Regions from separate parts of the Homo sapiens genome. Here region 1 is linked to region 2. Evidence: read pairs that join two places in POLR2A ChIA-PET (ENCODE). Cell type or tissue: IMR-90. All regions are shown on one strand. Each heading gives the region's core, and the rest is flanking DNA. Links, peaks and the distances in the headings are about the cores only. Region 1 overlaps SH3PXD2A (SH3 and PX domains 2A). Region 2 overlaps SH3PXD2A (SH3 and PX domains 2A).

Region 1 (9,950 bases), core at 1,065-9,064, 60 kb before region 2:
CGGGCGGATCACCTGAGGTTAGGAGTTCGAGACCAGTCTGGCCAACATGGCGAAACCCCGTTTGTAATAAAAATACAAAAATTAGCCAGGTGTAGTGGCACATGCCTGTAATCCCAGCCACTTGGGAGGCTGAAGCAGGAGAATCGCTTGTACCCAGGAGGTGGAGGTTGCAGTGAGCCAAGATCGCACCACTGCACTGTAGCCTGGGTGACAGAGCGTGACTCCATCTAAAAAAATTAAAAAAAAAAAAAGAAAGAGCTAAGTCTCTTTCCTGAGGAGGGTGTGGCACAGGGAGGAGGGGTCTCCTGGGCTCCTGTCTGCAGCTCAGCATTCGCTCTCAGAAGGAAGGGTCTCAGCCTGGCACACGGATCCCCAGAGGGTAAGTAGACCCCAGGCAGAGGTAGGGACAGCATGGACAGGCTGCCTCAATGCACTCTCACCAGCTGGCCGCAGAGAAGGGTCCCAAGAGCATTTGACAAAGAGCCCTCCAGTCATCATCAGCAATCGTGGGAGACATGGAGATGGGAGCAACACCCAAGGACACAAAATGGGCAACGGTCCCAGCTTTTAGAGAAGAAGGCGGTGAATTCCAGAGTAGAGAAGGGCAGCCTCATGCTGGTCGTGGTTAAGTAAAACATGGACTCCCTAAGGAATGCTGGGAGAGCCTGGGAAGGGGCTCTGCACACTCACCCAGGCAGTGTCGGTCAGAAGGGTGCAACAGGAAGAAAGGGGGCCTGGCAGTGAGTGAGCTACTGGACTGGTGGGCCCGGGATGTGTCACAGCTGAGACCTCCAGGCCCTTGTGTCCCTCATGATCCCCCAGGGCCCTGGGGGCTACAGGGAAGCACTGACAGATCCACAGCTCGAGGGCTGGCACAACCCAGCAGGACGGAGTGGCTCCAATGGGAACCTGTCCTGTTGGATGTTTTAATCAACCCAGGATGAGGACAGAGACACAGTACTGGCAGCACGATCTCATTTAGCAAAAGCTGTGCCAGGATTAGGAGCCAAAAAAGAGGTCTGAACAGATGGTAATGACAGCTCAAATCTGACAAGATGCAAAGTCTTAAATGGAGAGACAAAAGGACATGGCTTAGTATGAGGATCTTAAAATTTACTGTTCAAACTTTTTGGAGCAAATGGAAGGGCAATATCAATTTTAACAACCATGACGCCAAAATCTTAGGTGCAAGCTGGGAGGGTCCAGGCAGCCTGAGTTGTGCAGGTCCCCCTCCTGGCAGTGAGGATGAGAAAGGAGTTCTGAGGACCATGTGTTCAGTATGTCTTGGGGCAGAAGTCTGTCCCCAGGTCCGTGAAATCTTAGGCTGCCTTAGGAAACTCAGAATGGGAGACTTACCCAAGGAGTGTGTGGCTAAGGGGAGGTGCCAGGATTGGCACTCAGGTCTCATACCCAGTACAGCATTCATTCAGCGACCCTTAAAACCACTCCAGCTCAGCTGTTCATTGTCTTGCAGAAGGAAACCAGCAATGCCTGCTCTATTAGTGCCCCAAATGCCTGCTCTATTATGCCCCAAATTCCCATCTGACAGATGAGCCAAGAAACCCAGTCCCTCATCTGCTTCTCCTCCACTCCACTGGTGTCTACGAAGCCCTGAGTCTTGGAAGAGTCGAGGGTGTGGCTTTTCCCACTCCTCATGGAGAGGTGGTTTTCAGGCTTGCCTCCAAGTTGCCTCTCCTCTAAGCCCACATGGTAGGGCGAGGCAGGGACACCCAGGCTGAAAGAGCGTTCTGGCACGAGATCTCACCCAAGGGCTTTGCCAGGCAAGAGTGACTCTGAATCTGCTTTCCCCAAACCTCAGGTATTTCCACACCACACACAACCTTTGCTATATCCTTGAATTACATATACTGTGGTTCATATAACATATACAGATGTGCCTTGACTTACAGTGGGGTTACGTTCCGATAAAGCCATCGTTAAGTTGACAATATCCCAAGTTCAAAATGTACTTAATACCCCCAATGACCCATCATAAAGCTGAAAAATTGTAAGTCACACCATCATAAGTCTGGAAATGGACTGTATATTTAAAGCAATTTGCCTTTTTTTTTTTTTTTTAACTTCAAGAAAGAAATTTGCTAAGGAAACTTCAGATTGCCACCATGAATAAACAACGAGGACCACTGGCTCCAACCAGAAAAGCACACACGATGAAAACAAAGCTATGTAGTACATTTGAACCGTGCCACAAATGAAGAGGCTGAGCCTGTGGCCCGCTCTTTCTTTGCTACACAGATTTGCTAGACAGGGGTTAAAGATCATCGAACATCAAACTGAGATAAGTCAGAAGGCTTGGAAGAGAACTGCAATGAGACAAACTTTTCCCACTGTGTGATGCAGAAGGATTGATATTGCCTCTCTGCCACCTAAGATCCTCCCCTGTATCATGGTGTTGGGTGGACTACAGCTTTAGGAAGCCAACGTCAGACTAGTGTGGTGCCTGGTCCTTCAGATTGGCTGAAGGAAGAGACTGAAGAATGAGGCTTAAGTTCTCATTGGTGAGATGGGAATATGAAACAGCATGTATTTACTACCAGTGTTGTGGGGAGAAAAAGAAAAGAAAAGAAAAGAATGGAAAGTGCCCAGAAATGTGCCTGGTGCTTAATAGATCTATTTGCAGCCTGGAGAAGAGAGCTGTGGTCACTTGAAATATAAAGATTATCCTTATCCATTTAACTGGCTTACTCCAGTGCCTAAGATGCGTACATGTACGAGTTTGTATATTTTTCCCCTTTCTCTCTTTGCTAAAAATGGAAGCTTCTTGGCCCCAGAATGGACTTGGTTTCAACTAAAAGCTGTAGGCTGACAACCATCCCCTCCCTCCCAGCTGAGTTCAGCCCCTCTTCAATTGGGCAAAAATAAAACGGGGACAATTTAGACTTTAAAGACCATCTCCATAAACAAAACAAACCCACTCCACAATTTGTCTAGGGCATTCCTCCCTCCAAAGCCTCCTTATTTAATTTCTGGGGAATTTTAAATAGAGGGCTTGCAAAAATCCAGTACCGCCTGACGTTAGCAGCTCTCTGACAACGTGGATTCTTCTACTTGGTGTGGGGAGCAGCCACCACGAATGCCGATGCTTTTCCAGGCTCCTTTCCCAGTTGGAATTTGGGAGCCACTGGTGTCACCCTAGGAGACAAGAGGCAGAGGGCACCCTAGGTGCCTAAGAGACAGAGTCCCACTTGGGGTCGTTTAACTCTGCATTCCCCAAGCCCTCCGGCCAGGTGAACCAATGAACCTGAGTAACACCTACACTAGTGTCATCTTAGTGTGTTTATTTAAGTTGACTTTATTTTTTAAAACTTAAACATGTATTTCAAAAAGACATTTTCCTATGCTACAGTGGATGGAAAACCAGCATTCCTAGGTATAGACGGGAGATTCCGGAAAAACACATACAATGAAACAATGCCATGAAGTTCAACAAGAGAGCAAGGCAAGTTCTAGCAAGATTCTAAGCCTGGGTCAGATTTGCTCTTGGTCAAACAAACAAATGACATCAGCCAGCGTCTGACAGATGTTAACAGCACAGGAGCCCCAAATGGAGATTCTCCCCTTGACCCAATGTGGAGTGAAAGAGAACTGAAAGGAAAGAAACTTCTCATGACGAGATTCAATGCCACTCAATGCTGTGTCCGCCCAGCACATGTTTGCACGACCCACTCTCGGGGAACCACTGATCTTCTTCAGGTGAAGCTTGGGGTAAAGAATCTGCAGACCAGGCCAGGCGCGGTGGCTCACGCCTGTAATCCCAGCACTTTGGGAGGCCGAGGCGGGCGGATCACGAGGTCAGGAGATCGAGACTATCCTGGCTAACAGGGTGAAACCCCATCTCTACTAAAAAATACAAAAAAAAATTAGCAGGGCGTGGTGGCCTCCACCTGTAGTCCCAGCTACTGGGGAGGCTGAGGTAAGAGAATGGTGTGAACCACGGACATGGAGCTTGCAGTGGGCTGAGATTGCACCACTGCACTCCAGCCTGGGCGACAGAGCGAGGCTCCATCCCAAAAAAAAAAAAAAAAAAAAAAAAAGAATCTGCCGAACCTTGGTTCAAATCCAAGCCTGGCCACAAGCAAGCTCTGAGGTCTCAACTGTTTCCTTTGAAAAATGGAAACAAAGCCACCTGCCCTACTTACCCTTAGAGAGTTACTCTGAGATAATAGATGAGAAAAATGCTTTGAAAAGGATAGGCCAGGTGCGGTGGCTCACACCTGTAATCCCAGCACTTTGGGAGGCCGAGGTGGGCAGATCGTTTGAGTCCAGGTGTTCAAGACCAGCCTGGAAAACATGGTGAAACCTTGTCTCTACTAAAAATGTAGTTTAAAAAATTTAGCGGGGCATAGTGGTACGCACCTGTGGTCCCAGCTACTCGGGGGCTGAGGTGGGAGGATCACTTGAGCCCAGGAGGTCATAGCTGCAATGAGCCGTGATCATGCCACTGTACTCTAGCCTGGGCGACAGAGTGAGACCAAGTCTCAAAAAAAAAAAAAAAAAAAGTCTCCAGGCTATAGGCTGGTGGGGGCAGAGGGGTTACTATTCTAAGCCATTTCAGAAACCCGACGGACTCCTAACTATCCCCAGTAGAACTTACTGCCTAAACTGGATGGTAGCCCATCCCTGTCCATCAGAGAAAAGGATAGGAGGGTGAATATGCCACTTGACAATTTTCTTTCACAGCTGGCCTTTCCCAATAGCCACATGGGTTTCCAATATTATCCTCATGTTACAGATATGGAAACTGAGGAGCAGAATGGCCACATGCTGGCCACAGAGTGGCTATTCAGTGGCAGAGTAGGATTCGAAGCCTTTCTTGGGGCCTGGGAGAAGTACCCCGTCTTGCTTTTTGAATGCACATGCAGCAGGGTTCAGAAGCCCCCAAATGTGTTGATGTCTTTGATTCATTGCTGTAGTACCCAGGCCCCGTCCTTCAAAGCCACTAACTTTGTGATGTTCCCCTGACTCCCCTGCCAGCCAGCGTTCTGCTCTCCTAACTCAAGGCTCCCCCATCACCTTGACCTTAGGTTTGGGTTGGCCAGTCCCCCAGCTAGACCAAGAGCTCTCTGAGGACATAGGCCGAATCTTGCTCATCTTGGCATCCTGACAAGCTCAGACTCTCTGAAGCCCAGCTCCTGGGGCCAATGCGGGATCAGCACTGGGCATCTTCTCTCCAGCTGTCTTCCTGCCGGCCCCCGCAACTTCTGCTCTGCTAGAATCCTGTGCGGTGACTCAGCCTCTGGGCAATGTTCCTTCTTCCAGTTCCCCAATTTGGGGAAATGACTTCGACCCACAGCAAGCATCTCTAGCTTACCCAGGAGGATCTGTCTTCAAGGACCCAAGGCACAGAGGTTTTTGTTGCTTGTTGCATAATTTGCCCAGGATCATCCAGTGAGCTAATACTTCCAGTCCTGACAGCTCATGTAGTCTGCTTGGATACCTGACCCGGCCATTTCCATCTGGGCCTCTCCGCTTACAGGAATGGAAGATCAAAGCTCAGGGAGGCCCCACAGGCTAATCACCAGGAACGGGCCGACATTCCTGGAGGAATGCAGGGGGTGCCACTAGCAGCATCTCCCAAGCCCATTCAAGGCAGCCCCACAGGTTGTTTGCAGGCCTCTACTGGGAATCTTGGTGGCACTGCCTCTCATCCAGGGACCACAAACAAAGTCCTCCTGGGTGCAACTCAGGGCACTGGAATGGGCAGCCCCAGAGACCTGTTTGCCCCAACTCCCAGAGGACAGTGGGGAGAGAGGCATACCAAAAATAGCTCCACAACCATGGCACAAGCCTCCAGTGGATTCACCAAGAGGCAGCAGAGTGTACAGGGGAGAACTGTGGATGACCTGAACCGTCTGGCCCTTGGCCTTCTTAACTGTAAAATAGGCATCACAATACCCATACTTTACAGGGCAGTGGTGATAATTATAAGAAAAAAGGTGTTTCGTTCCCTGCCTGACATATAGGAGGTGCTTTAATAATCTCTTTCTTGTCTTTCCCATCAGTTTCATCGGTTTCTGATATTAAGTCTCCAGAAAGCAGCAAATGGGTCTAACTTGAGCCCTAAATCCCCTTGTCCTGGGATAACCATCCTGGGGCCTCAGCTAGGTTTGTGGTGACCTAGGATTAGGTTCTCTCACTGAGCGGCTTCCTGCCCCATTCCCTTCCTGTCTCTTTTGCCTCTGGGAACCATCTTGTCTTCTTGGTTCCCAAGAATTGGTCTAGTACGGATCCCACCCCAATCCAAGGAGAAAAGGCCACACTCAAACCAGATACTCCCCTAGTCCAGATACCCCACAACACTGGCCCAGACCAGGTTTCTCATTCTAGAGACTCGCCACAGTTACAGTGACTGGTCAGGCAGTGGTGACTGACACCCATGAGTACCAGTGAGTGATACAGCTCTTCCCACACTGACCTGTCAATCTCTGGTGCCTCCCACCCCCAGCACCCACAGGGGAGAGGCCTGCAGAGAGCCAACCACCTTGTCCCACAACCAACCAGCAACCACAGTCCCCTCAGCTGGGTCAGAGCGGGCAACTGTATGTGTCCCCTGTAGACTGTCTGCTCCATAAAGATGGAGATCAAGTCTTTCCTGTTCACCTCTGTGCATCAGTGCCTGGCATACAGCAGGAGATAAAGGCTGGGGAATGAGTGAATTGAATGAACAAATGTCTGATCTCTAGCTCCTGACTATACCCTTGCTTGGTTGCTGGGTTCTGGTTTTCTCCGCTCTGAATAAGGCCCAGCCTTTGATCAATATTCTACCACTGTTTAACAGGAAGATCCAAGTACCTGAGGGCAGAGAGATGGGTAGAAAGCTGGGGGAAGTCACTGACCTGGCCTGCCTGCCACACTGCCATCTCCCAGCCTCCATGGGGTCCTCCAACCACCTCCCTTGGAGGGAGGCCTCTATGGGGAGGTCTAGACGGAGTCAGATAATAGTAGTCAGGGGTGGGGGGATGGAGGTAGGGGATTATTTTGCCCCTTTAAATATACCCTGGCTGTGGCAGGCCAAGATACCCCCAATGAGTCCCAGCTGTCACCCATGAGGAGCCACAGCTTCACTCCCCAGGAAGCGGGCAATACTGCAATATCATGGCATCAGCTCCAGCTCCCCAGCTCTGGCATAGCCCTTAGATTGGATTTGGATGTCTCCGTCCCTCAAATCTCACTGTCCTGTCTCTGGGTCAGAGTTCCTGCCCAACCTGGCTATGATTCCACCCAGCCCCTTACCCTGGAACCACTTCTAGAATGGATTTTCTCCTTCAAGGGCCTTGAGGTGGTAGGATGACCTCCTGGGAGTGGAGAGACCAGGGTGTGGAGGGCAGGTCAGGCCCCTGAGGTCCAAATGCTCCTCTCACCTGGCACATGAGCACCAACAAGATGCTCTAGCTCCACTGAATGTAGAGGCCCTTTAAATCCAAGGAGGCAAGTTTGTGTCTGGTTGTGCAGTCAGGCCTGGGACATGGAGCCTCACTTGGTGCTTGCACATGGTGCTTGGAAACAGAAGAACAGGGTTAAATTCTCCTGAGGGAGCCAGCGAGACAGGAACCCTGGATGCTCATTCTCCCCATGCAAAGCCCAGGTGCCGAGGTAACTATCCTCTCTCTCCTACAAGGAGCAGCCAGTTAAAATCCCACCCTGTGGGCAATGAGGTTCAAGCCACCCTGGTTCTGCTCCGGTTATCAATGCTGGGGAAAGCACACTCCACATAATGCCAGTGCTCCGGAGCAGCGTCGTTCATGCCCAAGCACGAAAGAGTCAATCAGATGCTTGCCCAGGAGGCACTGGTTAAGGCAGGGGGAGGGGAGGAGAAGAGGGTCCCCTAGGGGTGGGTTGGAGCCCGGAGGGATGAGAATCTCCTATTCTGTTATCTTCAGGAGCTGGTTAAGGTCTGCTCCAACGTGCTAGCCACTTCTTTGCTATCCCTGCCCGACTTCCTTCCCACCCACATATCCACGCAGGAAAGATGCATGGCAAGCACTCAGAGAATGCCAGGACACGGGCTGGTGGGCACGACACAGGTGAGGCGATGAGAAGGGCCCAGGTAGACAAGAAAGAGTATGGAAAAACAGGATTCCCCAGTGCACACAAGAAGAAATGGGGTAGTAAAAGGGTCAGGCAAATCCCTACCCCGATACCAGTGGGGGTCAGGGGAGCCCTCCAATGTTTGGCTTTTGAGATCCCTGCACCAAGCCTCTCTTTAAGCGCCAGAGCTATTGCTTTCATGGCTCTTGTTTAACTTGAGAAGGACGGGGGAGGGGGCCAAGGAAAACTGCATTCTTCCCCATCAAAGCCAAGAGTCTAAAGTAATACTTCTGGTTGTAACTGATCCCAGCCTGTTTGTGATTACGGGCCCTTTGCTTGCTTTCTGGCAGGGCGGCCCTGGAACCCCGCAGCCCAGCCGACAGGGAGAGACACCCTCGCTCACTTGGATAATCTTGTCCTCATCTGACATAACCAAAAACGTCCATCAGCCTCTCTGCTTTCAGCAGTTCTCCAGGGCAACTTTTCAAAACATTATTTTAAAAAGGAGGGGAAGCCACCCCAAACTCCTATCATGAAATTCCATGACATTCATCATATTCTTTCTGTTCCCGGCACTATCCTAAAAACCACGAGAAGCACCAGCTGGCCCACTGGCTATTGCAAATTGCAAGATCAGATCGTCTTTTGCTCCTGCCCCACCTCCCACCCTTTTGTCAGGGGAGAAAATGCACGTGCCCCCTCGCGTGCGTGTGCACACCCTTTGGCTGCCATAGTACAGAAGTGGCTCAGGGAAGCTCAAGACTATGTCTCAGCTGTTCCTTCTCCAGAAATTTAATCTGTGATGCATTTGGCTGCACAAAGCCCATTCCAAAGGTGTTCAGGAGTCCACGATCCCTGTGATCATCATTACAAACCCAAAGACGTTTGTAGCCAGTGACCCATTTGGCTGCGGGGAAGAGCTGGCTGAAGGCTTGCCAACATGGTCAAATTCCCCTCGCCTGCTCCCTCTGAGCTGAAACTGGCCCGTTTTCAGGTCCCTAGGGGTAAGATGGAATCTTAGGAGCTCCAGAACTGCAGAGATAAAGTGGGCTTCTTGCCCAGCTTGGTAACAGCACAGTCGTCAGGGGAATGGGGAAGCTTGGTATCTGGAAAGCAACCATGGCCACTGTCTCCACTCCTAATCACCCCTCCATGCTGTGGATGAGCAAAGCCGGTGCTCAGAGAGGTGAAGTGGCTTGCCTGAGGTCACTTGGCTGTTTGGTGGCTGAGCTTAGAGTCTGGGTTGACCAAGCTCCTCTTACGCAAAGCCTGGCCTTCCTCCCTCGATGGCACGCCACTGCTCTGCCCATTAACATGACACTCTGAGCACCATGCCAAGTGGCTATTCCTTGACCCAATGCCTCGAGCAAGAAGTGAGTGTCTAGAACTGGCAGAAAGCCCCACCAGTGCACAGAAAGGTCATTTGGCCAAACCAGGCATGGGAGACTCAAGTAGCCAGTGCTTCAGGTGCTGGCTTGCAGTCTCAAGCGCAAGACCCCAAGCCTTGTATCCTTGCCAACCTGTATGCTACCCCTGATCGCAGCAGCTCAAGATGCTGCTGTAATCAAAAGATGGTGAGCACGCTGAGCAGAGAGAAGGCTGGGGCCTGTGAGAATGCCGCTTAAAAGTACAGAAAACAAAAGAGAAAGACATCATGTCCAGAAACACCAGAGCTGGATGCCTGGCCAACCTCAACAGCAACCTCACCCCCTTCCTGGGGGAAGGGAGGAACACAAGGGGCTGAGGAGGCAGAGCCTCTGGACCTGAGGGGGGACTCAGCCAGCTGTAGGGCAGCCCCACCTTCCCTGGAGCACACCATGCATCCTTCCCAGCCTGACACTGGCCCCCAGAAGCCTTGCTAGATGGGGGAGTTTGCATTCTCCAGTTGGGGCACGTGAAGC
Region 2 (9,950 bases), core at 826-8,825:
AGGGTTAGGGGAAGTGGGGAGGATGGCAGGAATACACAGTTGATTTCTTAGAGGGCAAAATGGGGCAGGGGATTGCCAGTTCAGCCCACTGCCATGGAGTGCTAGGAGCTCCTCCTCAGGCCACCTGAGATCCTGCTCCCTGTGTAAATGCCAGACTGTTCTTGGCTATGGGGGTTCCCTGGACTTCCAGGGGCTACATGCCAGACCTAGGGAACCATGGGAGGGGGAGTGACAAAATGGGGTGATGGGGTTCAACAATGAAGTCCCTGAGGAGAAGGTCAAGGAGGATATCCTATATTTAAAGACCTTCCCTGACTCTCTCCAAGTCCATCCATCATCCATCCATCCATCCATCCACCATCCATCCATCCATCATCCATTTACCATCTATCCATCTATCCATCCACCATCCATCCATCCATCCATCCACCATCCATCCATCCATCCATCATCCATCCATCCATCCATCATCCATTTACCATCTATCCATCTACCATCCAGCCATCCATCATCCATCCATCATCCATCCACTATCCATCCATCCATCCATCCATCCATCCATCCACCATCCATCCATCCATCCATCATCCATTTACCATCTATCCATCTACCATCCAGCCATCCATCATCCATCCATCATCCATCCACCATCCATCCATCATCTATCCATTCATCCATCCATCATCCATCCATTCATCCATCCATCATCCATCCATTCATCCATCCATCCATCCACCATCCACCCATCATCTATCCATTCATCCATCCATCATCCATCCATCATCCATCCATCCACCATCCATCCATCCACCATCCATCCACCATCTATCCATTCATCCATCCATCATCCATCCATCATCCATCCATCATCCATCCATCATCCATCCATTCATCCATCCATCCATCATCCATCCATCCACCATCCATCCATCCACTACCCATCCATCATCTATCCATTCATCCATCCATCATCCATCCATCATGCATCCATCATCCATCCATCATCCATCCATCCACCATCCATCCATCATCTATCCATCCATCCACCATCCATCCATCATCCATCCATCCATCATTCATCCAGCCATCCATCCATCCATCATTTATCCATCCATCATTCATCCAGCCATCCATCCGTCCATCATCCATCCAGCCATCCATCCACCATCCATCATCCATCCATCTATCTTCATCCAGTCATCCATCTGTCCATCATCTATCTACCATCTATCCATCCACCATCCATTTACCATCTATCCATCTATCATCCATCCATCCATCCACCATCCAGCCATCTATCATCCAACCACCATCCATCCATCCTTCATCCAGCCATCCATCATCTATCTACCATCCATCCAACATCCATCCACCATCCATCCATCCATCCATCTATCCATCCACCATCATCCATCCACCATCCATCATCCATCTATCCATCCACCATCATCCATCCATCTATCCATCATCCATCCACCTATCATCCAGCCATCCATCCATCATCCATCCATCATTCATCTACCATTCACCCATCATCCATTCACCATCCATCCACCATCCATCCATCCATCATTCATCCACCATCCATCCACATCTTGACTGAAGGTCTGTTGTAGACCCAGTCTTGTGTATGAAGTAAGAGAGTGGCAGAAGACACACTGTCCTGCCCTCTTTTTCATTTTTTTGTCCATCTAGCTGGAAAGAGATGGCAAACACCCACGAAAAGACAACATACAAGTTCCCTTGTGATCAGGTGCCCCAAAGCTTGGTCAAAGGAAACACTGTATAGAAATTTCCAGGACAGGGAGATCAGAGTGGTCTGGGGTGGTCAGGGAGGGCTATGTGGAAGATGGGGCACTAGAGCTAGCCCTTGAAAGATGAAGACTGTTTAAAAAGAGCAGAAGCAGGAAGGAGATTTGGGGTGGAAGGGATGGTGTGAGCAACGGTGCAGGGGCAGGAACAGATGTAAGCCTGTGTGTGTGCGTGTGTGTGTGTGTGTGCATGCTGGGTGCGGAGGGCAAGAAGGCTGTATGTCTTGGGGGAGCAGGACAGGCAGCTGGGGCTGGACTGAGCCCCAGAGGAAGCAGCTCAGATTTTAGAAGGAAGTTGCTGAGAACAACCCAGCGGCAGTATTCCTAAAGAGAGATTCTCCCTGAAGGCTGTGGCACCAGCTCTGTGCCTGAGGATCACATTTCTAGCTCCTTCTGGTTTCCCTTGTTCAGGTGGTGGGGTGAGGACTTGTGTCGGGGGAGCCAGAGGACTGCTTTGCCCCTCAAGCTACACTGGCCCCATCTGCAGACATGTGCCTGGTCTCTGTGTCACGTGTGTGTATGGGTGTGTGTGACACACGGGCAGATACCAGGGCCCCACTGCAGAGCACAGACCTCTTGGGTCGATCCTTGGCTGATGGCCCCTAACTCCCCAGCCCTGGCCTAGTTTCGACCTGAGACTGGGAGCTTGGGCCAAGGAGCTCCCTATTTCCCATGGAGGCCAAGGAGCCCACCCAAAGTCAGGCTGTGCTTGTTTCTGCCTTGGCCTCTGTGGGAAAGAGGACTCGGAGGGCCCCACACTCCTCCCACACACCTAGCCCACCTGCATGGCCCTGGGAGGCCCGGGTGATCGCCTCTTACAGTGAAGGAACCTGAACCTCCCAGACTTTCCTAGACACCATGTGACAAACCCACAAGCACCAAGCAGCCAGATGTGCCCAGCCCAACAGAGGCAGCTGCGTTAGCCCCATTTTACAGATGCACCTCAGTCAGCTTAAGTCACTTGCCTGGTGTCACACAGCTTGCAATGGGAGGCAAGGCTGCAGACTCGGTTGTCTGTGCTGCAACCACCACAGGCCCCCTCCTGCCCTGCCTAGTGTTTCACAACTTTCAAGGCCTAAGGAAGGGGCACCTCCTCCAGAAAGCCCACTCTGATTTTGACCCCCAATAGCACTGAATGTTCCAATTCTGTCCCCAACAGTGGTGCCCTCAAAGGAGCTGTCCAGTAGAATTCTCCGGGGTAATGGAAATAGTCTCTATCTGTCCTGTCCAGTATGGTACCACTGGCCACAGTGGCGCTGAGCACTCAAACACTGAATTGTGACCAGTATGACTCAAACACTGAATTTTTCATTTTGTTTAATTAAGACTTAGATTTAAAGAGCCACCGTGGCTACTGGCTACTTTATTGGACAGTACAGTCCAGACTCTGACATGGTATGGCCAGAAGGTTTGCTTGGCTCCCATGGTGCGTGTGTGCATGTGTGTGTATGTGTCTCTCTGTGTGTGTGTAGCTGCCTAGGTTCAAATCCCAGCTCTGCCAGACAGATTATTTAGGGTCTCTGTCTTCATTTATAAAGTGCAGAGACTGAAATGATCCACCTAATTGGATTGCTGGGGGATAAACAAGTTAATACACATAAAGTCCCCCGTGCACAGTCAGGCTCAGTAACAGGGAGCGCATACACAGATCCTCCACCTGCTCCAGCTCCACCTGCCAGTCACAGGGCCCTGCTGCCAGCACTGGTTCACCCTCGAGAGGGGAGAGGGAGGGACTCTGGAAGAGCTGTGACTTGCAGGGGAAATGACAGAACCACCTGGGACAGAATGGGCTTGGCCAAAGGAGGGCACTGAGAGAAGGAGCCAGGAAGGTGGGGGCGGTGGCCACTGGAGGAGGAGCAGCATGGGAAGAAGCAGGGACACGGGCCTGGCTGGCCTCAGGGGGAGGGGGGAGCAAGGCTTGGGGTGTCTGTACAGAGATGAAGAAACCCAGGCTCTGCAGGGTAAAGCCACTTTGCTGAGACCACACTGGTGGCTGGTGGCTGGCAGCACTGGGGGTGGCAGAGCTGGGGACTTCCAGGTCCATCTGAATGACTGTTATCACTTTCACATTCCCCCAGAATCCCTTGCTGCTGCCAGGCTGACGGGTCTCCCCAGAGGCGACAGGAGTGACAGCCAAGTCTGGATCCCCCTCGATGCTGGACCAAGAGGCTGACTTAATGAGCCTGTTCCACAGAGGGCAGTGGCTGCCATGCTCCTCACAGCAGGCACTCAAAACGCAGGACAAACGGGCTCCTGGCCAAGGGCCTGTGTGCCCAGGGATGGGTGGCTCCTGGGCTAGCCTGGGTGCAGGGCGGCCTGGGGGCTTCCCCAGGGTCTGCCAGAGCATACATGTAAAGGACGGGGTCTAGGGAGGAGTCCTGTAAGATGCCAAACCAGGGCCATCCCAGCCTGTGAGGCCCGAGACATGGGTTCCAGGCCTGGCTGTCTGAGCAGGCAGCATGACCTGGGTGGTGGCAGCCCTCTCTGTGCCTTAGTTTCCCTGATTGGGCTTTTGCAAAGAGGCCTCCAGCTCCAGGCTCACAGGACAAGCCTGTGTCCTGCTTGTAGCAGGGGGGCCATCCAGGAACCCTAGGTAATACCTAGGTAATACCTCCATGCTCCCAGCCTTCTCCAGCTGCCTTCCTGTCAACCCTGAATGCTCCTGGGCCAGCTCAGCTGCAACTACAGTGAGGGCCCTGCCTGCTCACCAGCCTGTCCACTACAGGTCCCAGCAGGCCAGCCGTGGGCCGCCACCTCCATCCTCCACCAAGCAACCTCTCCTGAGCTTCTACACCAAGGTAAAGCCCCCGAGGTCCCGGAGCAGGCTTGTGCCCATGAACCCCAAAGTATGGTGGCAAACAGGGGGAGGGAAGGGCGGGCGTGGGCCAGGCCTTGGTGGGAGTCACCACTGAGCAGTTCTCCCCACCGTGAGTGAGCTCTTCTTACCCAAAGGTGGGAGTGGTAGTGCTGCTCTTATTATTATTAATACTATTATTGACAAGAGCACTACATTTGTCAAGCATTTACATTATGCCAGGTGCTAAACTAAACCCTTGACACACATCAGCTCATTTTATCCTCACTACATGCCTGTGTGGCAGAGTCCCTTACTATCCCCATTTTACAGATGAGAAATGGAGGATCAGAGAGAGCATGTGACTTGCCCAAAGTAACACAGCTTGTGAGGGATACAGATGGGATTGGAGGCCAACCTGGCTCAGTCTAGTGCTCAAATCCTAACCACCACACTGTTCATTTACCACCTTGTGGCTAAGAAGGACACATAAAATCCAGACAGAAAAGCTAAATGAGGAGTAGGTGGTGAAGAGAAAGGTAAAACGAAGGCAAAGACTCAGGGTCAGAAATACCCAAATGACCAGCCTGGCCAACATGGTGAAACCCTGTCTACTAAAAATACAAAAATTAGCTGGGTGTGGTGGTGTGCACCAGTAATCCCAGCTACTCAGGAGGCTGAGGCAGGAGAATCGCTTGAACCTGGGAGGTGGAGGTTGCAGTGAGAGCCAAGATCGTGCCACTGCACTCCAGCCTGGGTGACAGAGCAAGACTCTGTCTCAAAAAGAAAAAAAAAAAAAAAGAAAGAAAGAAATACCCAAATGACATCACTGAGTTCTAGACTCTTCCTTAGGGAGGTCACAACTTCAGGGCTGGCATGAGAATGTCCAACAGGAAGAAACCTGGCTGGTGACCCGCACAGTGGGTCACAGTGTCACAGCGTCCATGACCACATGCTCAAGAGATGCACTGTGGTTTCCGATGGTGATGGAGCATCCCCTCTAGAGCACCTGCAGCTGTCAAGCTTCCTGGGCTGCCTCCTGGTGGTTCTGCCGCTGGTGTGGCTGCTCAGTGGGTCAGTGGCTGGACTGGAGGAGCCTGAGGATGGCCTGGCCTCACCAGGGCTGGTTTTACAGCCTCCTCTCAGCAGAGGTTTTTTAAGTTCTGGGGGCAGTGATGCCGGACCAATGCTGTCCTGGGCCCCAGCTCCCAGCCTAATACACTTTCTGGCACCCCCCCAAACCTTGTTCTAGCAGAGCACTGGATTATTTTCCTGTGTGGCTGTCACCATTGCCTTTATATTTTTGCCATTGCCTTGTTTGTTGTCTATTTCTTCCCCTCAACAGTAGGCTCCCTGAGAGCAGGAACTGTGTGTGTCTTGCCAGGCCCAGCACAGGGCTGGTTATAATCGTGTTTCCTGAATAAATGCACGAATTCCCTGACAACCAGTAACCAAGCTCAGGGCTGCCGGATGGTCTCAAGAGGCTGGTCAGACGCTGCTAACACCATCCCGAGCATCCTCCACCTGTTCTCAATCCCTGCCTGGCAGGATAGGCAGACCCTGCATCTCTGCTCTCCCCTCCTTTCCCCCCCGAGTAGAGCTCAGTGGAAGTGCCACTTCCTCCAGGAGGTCATCCCTGATTGTCACAGATGGGTCAGCAAGTGCAGACAGTACATTTCCTGCCTATTTATGAGGACGGAATGGCAGCAGCCCGCGGCCTCCTGTGCTCCGTCCTCTGTGACATCACCTTGGTTGTCATGGAAACCACCCTGGCATCACAGTGGAGCCTGGATGCTCTTGCTAATGTCCTGCACTATTGCCTCACGTGTGTCTCTCTCCTCTGGCAGTTGGACTACAGTGTCTATGGCCTCCTTCACCCCTCTCCCTGACAGGGCTAAAGTCTGAAAACAGAGTCTTGTACCTAGGAAGTGATACTCCCTGGGTGCTTACTATGTGCTAGCCATGGCACTATATATTTCAATTTTTTTTTTTTTTTGAGATGGAGTCTAGCTCTGTTGCCCAAGCTGGAGTGCAGAGGTGCGATCTTGGCTCACTGCAACCTCCGCCTCCGGGTTCAAGTGATTCTCCTGCCTCAGCCTCCAAGTAGTTGGGATTACAGATGCCCGCCAGCCATGCCCAGCTAATTTTTGTATTTTTAGTAGAGATAGGGGTTTCACTGTGTTGGGCAGGCTGGTCTCGAACTCCTGACCTCGTGATCTGCCTGCCTCAGCCTCCCAAGGTGCTGGGATTATAGGCGTGAGCCACCGCGCCAGGCTGTATTTCAATATTTTTAAATTAAAAAACATTTTTTTAGAGACAGGGTCTTGCTATGTTGCCTAGGCTCATCTTGAACTCCTGGCCTCAAGCAATTCTCCTGCCTCAGCCTCCCAAAGTGCTGGAATTACAGGTGTGAACCACCCGGCCCAGCTGCTCACTGTACTTCATGTACATTATTTCAGTTAATCCTTGTAGCCACCCACCAAGAAGAAGATGCTATCATTACTCCCATGTCCCAGAAGAGGAAGCTGAGGCATAGTCAGTTAAGTCACTAGCCCAGTGGCAGAGCTGGGATTTGACTCCAGTGCCAGCTGACTCCTAACCATCGTGAGCTTTTGTGTGTGTCTCTCTCTACCTTCCTACCCTCCTGCCCTCCTCTGCTGGGAAATCTCCAAGCCTGCACTCAAGGTCACCCTGGCCCAGGCTGTCTCCCTCTCCTTTTGCCTCCAAACCCTCCCTCAGCACCCAAGTTCACTTGGAGGCCCAGCTCCCTGGCAGCCTTCCCTGCACACCCACAGCCCCCACAGTCTCTCTCCCTTTCCAGTGTCCTCCTGCGCTCCTGGCTTGAGCACCTGTGTGGGACCTGCCTGGCCTCCTTAAGCTCAATGACTGTCTCTGGTACCCTGATCTGGCTCTTCTGGAACAAGGGACACATGAGCCTGGCCTCCTCCCTGCAGGCCTTCCTGATAACCTTTGTTGGCGCCGACCTCAGGCCTTGAGTGAATCACAGTCCTGTCTCCACACTCGTTACAGAAACTCAGCTAGTGACAAAGGGCCTCAGCTCGGGTCCCCAAGCTGGGGTGGGTGGTGGTGGGGACTTCCTGACCTTCCCTGCGGCTGCCAGGCTCTTTCCTCTGGTTCCTGCAGCACCAACCAGTGGCTCCCTCAGTGGGAGGTTGGAGCCCAGGCCTCCCCAGGAGAAGGGCACCAGGAAACCCCAGGCAGTCACCCTAAGCACAGTAGGAAACACAGGCTTTTTGGACAGCTCCCTCCGGCTATGTCTGGGGATGGCCTGGAGGGAGGGAAAAGGGGTGCATGAATGCCCCAGCACCCCTGCCCCCAGGGAACAGCCTGCAGCCAGGTGCCAGTCCCTGCGAGATGAAGCTCGTTGACACTGCGCTTGGCAGCCTTGTCTTCCCTGCCCTGTGTCACCTTACTGATGCCTTCTAGTGTCACCTCCAAACTGCTTGAGCCGCAATCCTCAGCCTCAGATCTGCTTCTGGGAAATTCCAAACCAAGATGCCTGAATTTCCTTGAATTATTTCCTGTCTTGGGCAGCACAAAGTGTCCCCTGCTCGTGCCTATTAAGATCCTCGTGGCTGCCAGGACCTAGCACCGTGCCCAGCACATGAGGGGGCCAGCATGGGGATAATGCATGTCCCCCATCCACTGGCTCCTGAGGCAACACTGCAGTTCTCCAGGGGTCTCAGACCAGGTGACAGGCTCATGGGTGCCCTCTCCTGCTTGGGGTGGGGGCCAGGAAGAGGTGCCCCTGGCAATTAACCTTCAATTCCCTGGCTTGCAGGCACAGCCTGGTCTAAGCTGCAGCCTGCCTCTGCCAAATTAAATCAGACCTGGCCACAGCCAAGCTCCTGCCTCTGAGCCATTCAGAGGAGCCAGTCCCTTCTCCCTGTCCATCAGCCAGGCTCCTACTGGGATCTTCTCAAGGGCTCAACTCAGGCCTCCAGGCACCCTCCCAGGCACCGCACCAGGGATGCTCCAAATGCTCCAAGCCTGGGGTTGCTCTTGAAATCGGCTGGGAAAGTTCTGAGAGCCAGAAAGAGCACTGGACTTGGAGCCAAAAATCCTGGTGCTAATCCAGTTTCTCTGACCTCAGGCAACCATTTCCCTTCTCTGGACTGCACAACCTGCAAAGGCTGGGCTGGATGATGTCTGGGGAACTGAGCTCCAAAGCCTGGGACCAGGGGCAAACCCTCCCACCTTGCCTCTCACTGGGACACAGCAAGGATGGAAGGAGAGGCTGCTCCGATGACTCCAGAAACTGCAAACCCACGTAGCTGAGAGATGAGTCGTGTTTTGTGGGCGCTAATGAGCCAGCCTCTGGCACAGCCCCTTCGGCAACAACAATAGTAACAACTGGTACCATTCATTAAGACTGCATGCTGGGCAGCATGCTAAGCCCTTGCCAAGCTTCATTGAGGGGTAGGATAGGTAAGAGGTTCTAGCCCATATTTGCCAGTTATTGGCGTTGCAAGTCACATGACCTCTCTGTGCTTCAGTGGCTTAATCTGCAAACTAGGGGGAAATGACAACTATACCCACTTCATAGGATGGATGCAAAAATTAGAGAATTAAAACATGTAGGCTGGCCGGGCAAGGTGGCTCATGCCTATAATCCCAGCACTTTGGGAAGCCAAGGTGGGTGGATCACCTGAGGTCAGGAGTTCGAGACCAGTGTGACCAACATGGCAAAACCTTGTCTCTACTAAAAATATGAGCATGGGGGTGGACACCTGTAATCCCAGCTACTTGGGAGGCTGAGGCAGGAGAGTCACTTGGACCCGGGAGGCGGAGGTTGCAGTGAGCTGAGATCATGCCACTGCACTCCAGCCTGGGTGACAGAGCAAGACTCCATCTCAAAAAAAAAAAAAGTCCTCTGGGCACAGTAGCTCACACCTGTAATCCCAGCACTTTGGGAGGCCAAGGTGGGTGGATCACCTGAGCTCGGGAGTTTGAGACCAGCCTGGGCAACATAGCAAAACCCTGCCTTTGCCAAAAATACAAAAAATTAGCTGGGCATCACCTGTAGTTGGGAGGCTGAGGCAGGAGAATCGCTTGAGCCTGGGAGGTGAAGGTTGCAGTGAGTCGAGATCGCACCATTGCACTCCAACCTGGGTGACAGAGTGAGACCCCATCTCAAAAAATAATAATAATTTAAAAAATGTAAATCGCTTAGAAGAATGTCATCACATGGTGAGATACAGTAATTGAGCTATTATTAGCTTTCTAGACCTCATAGTAACCCTATGCTGCCACTTCTATGGTCCCTATTTTACTCCTGGGGGAACATAAGGCCCACAGACAGTCATCCTCTCCATTTATTGCAT

The links. ChIA-PET counts read pairs that join two places held together with the same protein. Peaks named below come from ENCODE experiments on the same cell type or tissue, not always from the same donor. Only the 100,000 strongest peaks of a DNase experiment are listed, where the experiment ranks them.
Region 1: POLR2A ChIA-PET joins it to region 2 with 12 read pairs; 4 of 35 experiments call an interaction of 5 or more read pairs at or near these places.

Annotation. Positions count from the first base shown.
Region 1 is chr10:103,640,085-103,650,034 of GRCh38, forward strand. The region is part of intron 8 of SH3PXD2A (SH3 and PX domains 2A); the gene reads right to left. Among named protein-coding and RNA genes, the nearest start is that of SH3PXD2A-AS1, 100 kb to the right of the region's middle. RefSeq lists an enhancer at 1-501. In IMR-90, for the core only: no CTCF peak of the experiment used is centred there; a DNase peak (open chromatin) is centred at 5,277; H3K27ac peaks cover 1,455 bases.
Region 2 is chr10:103,700,614-103,710,563 of GRCh38, forward strand. The region is part of intron 5 of SH3PXD2A (SH3 and PX domains 2A); the gene reads right to left. Among named protein-coding and RNA genes, the nearest start is that of SH3PXD2A-AS1, 41 kb to the right of the region's middle. RefSeq lists enhancers at 7,064-8,043, 8,044-9,022. In IMR-90, for the core only: no CTCF peak of the experiment used is centred there; no DNase peak of the experiment used is centred there.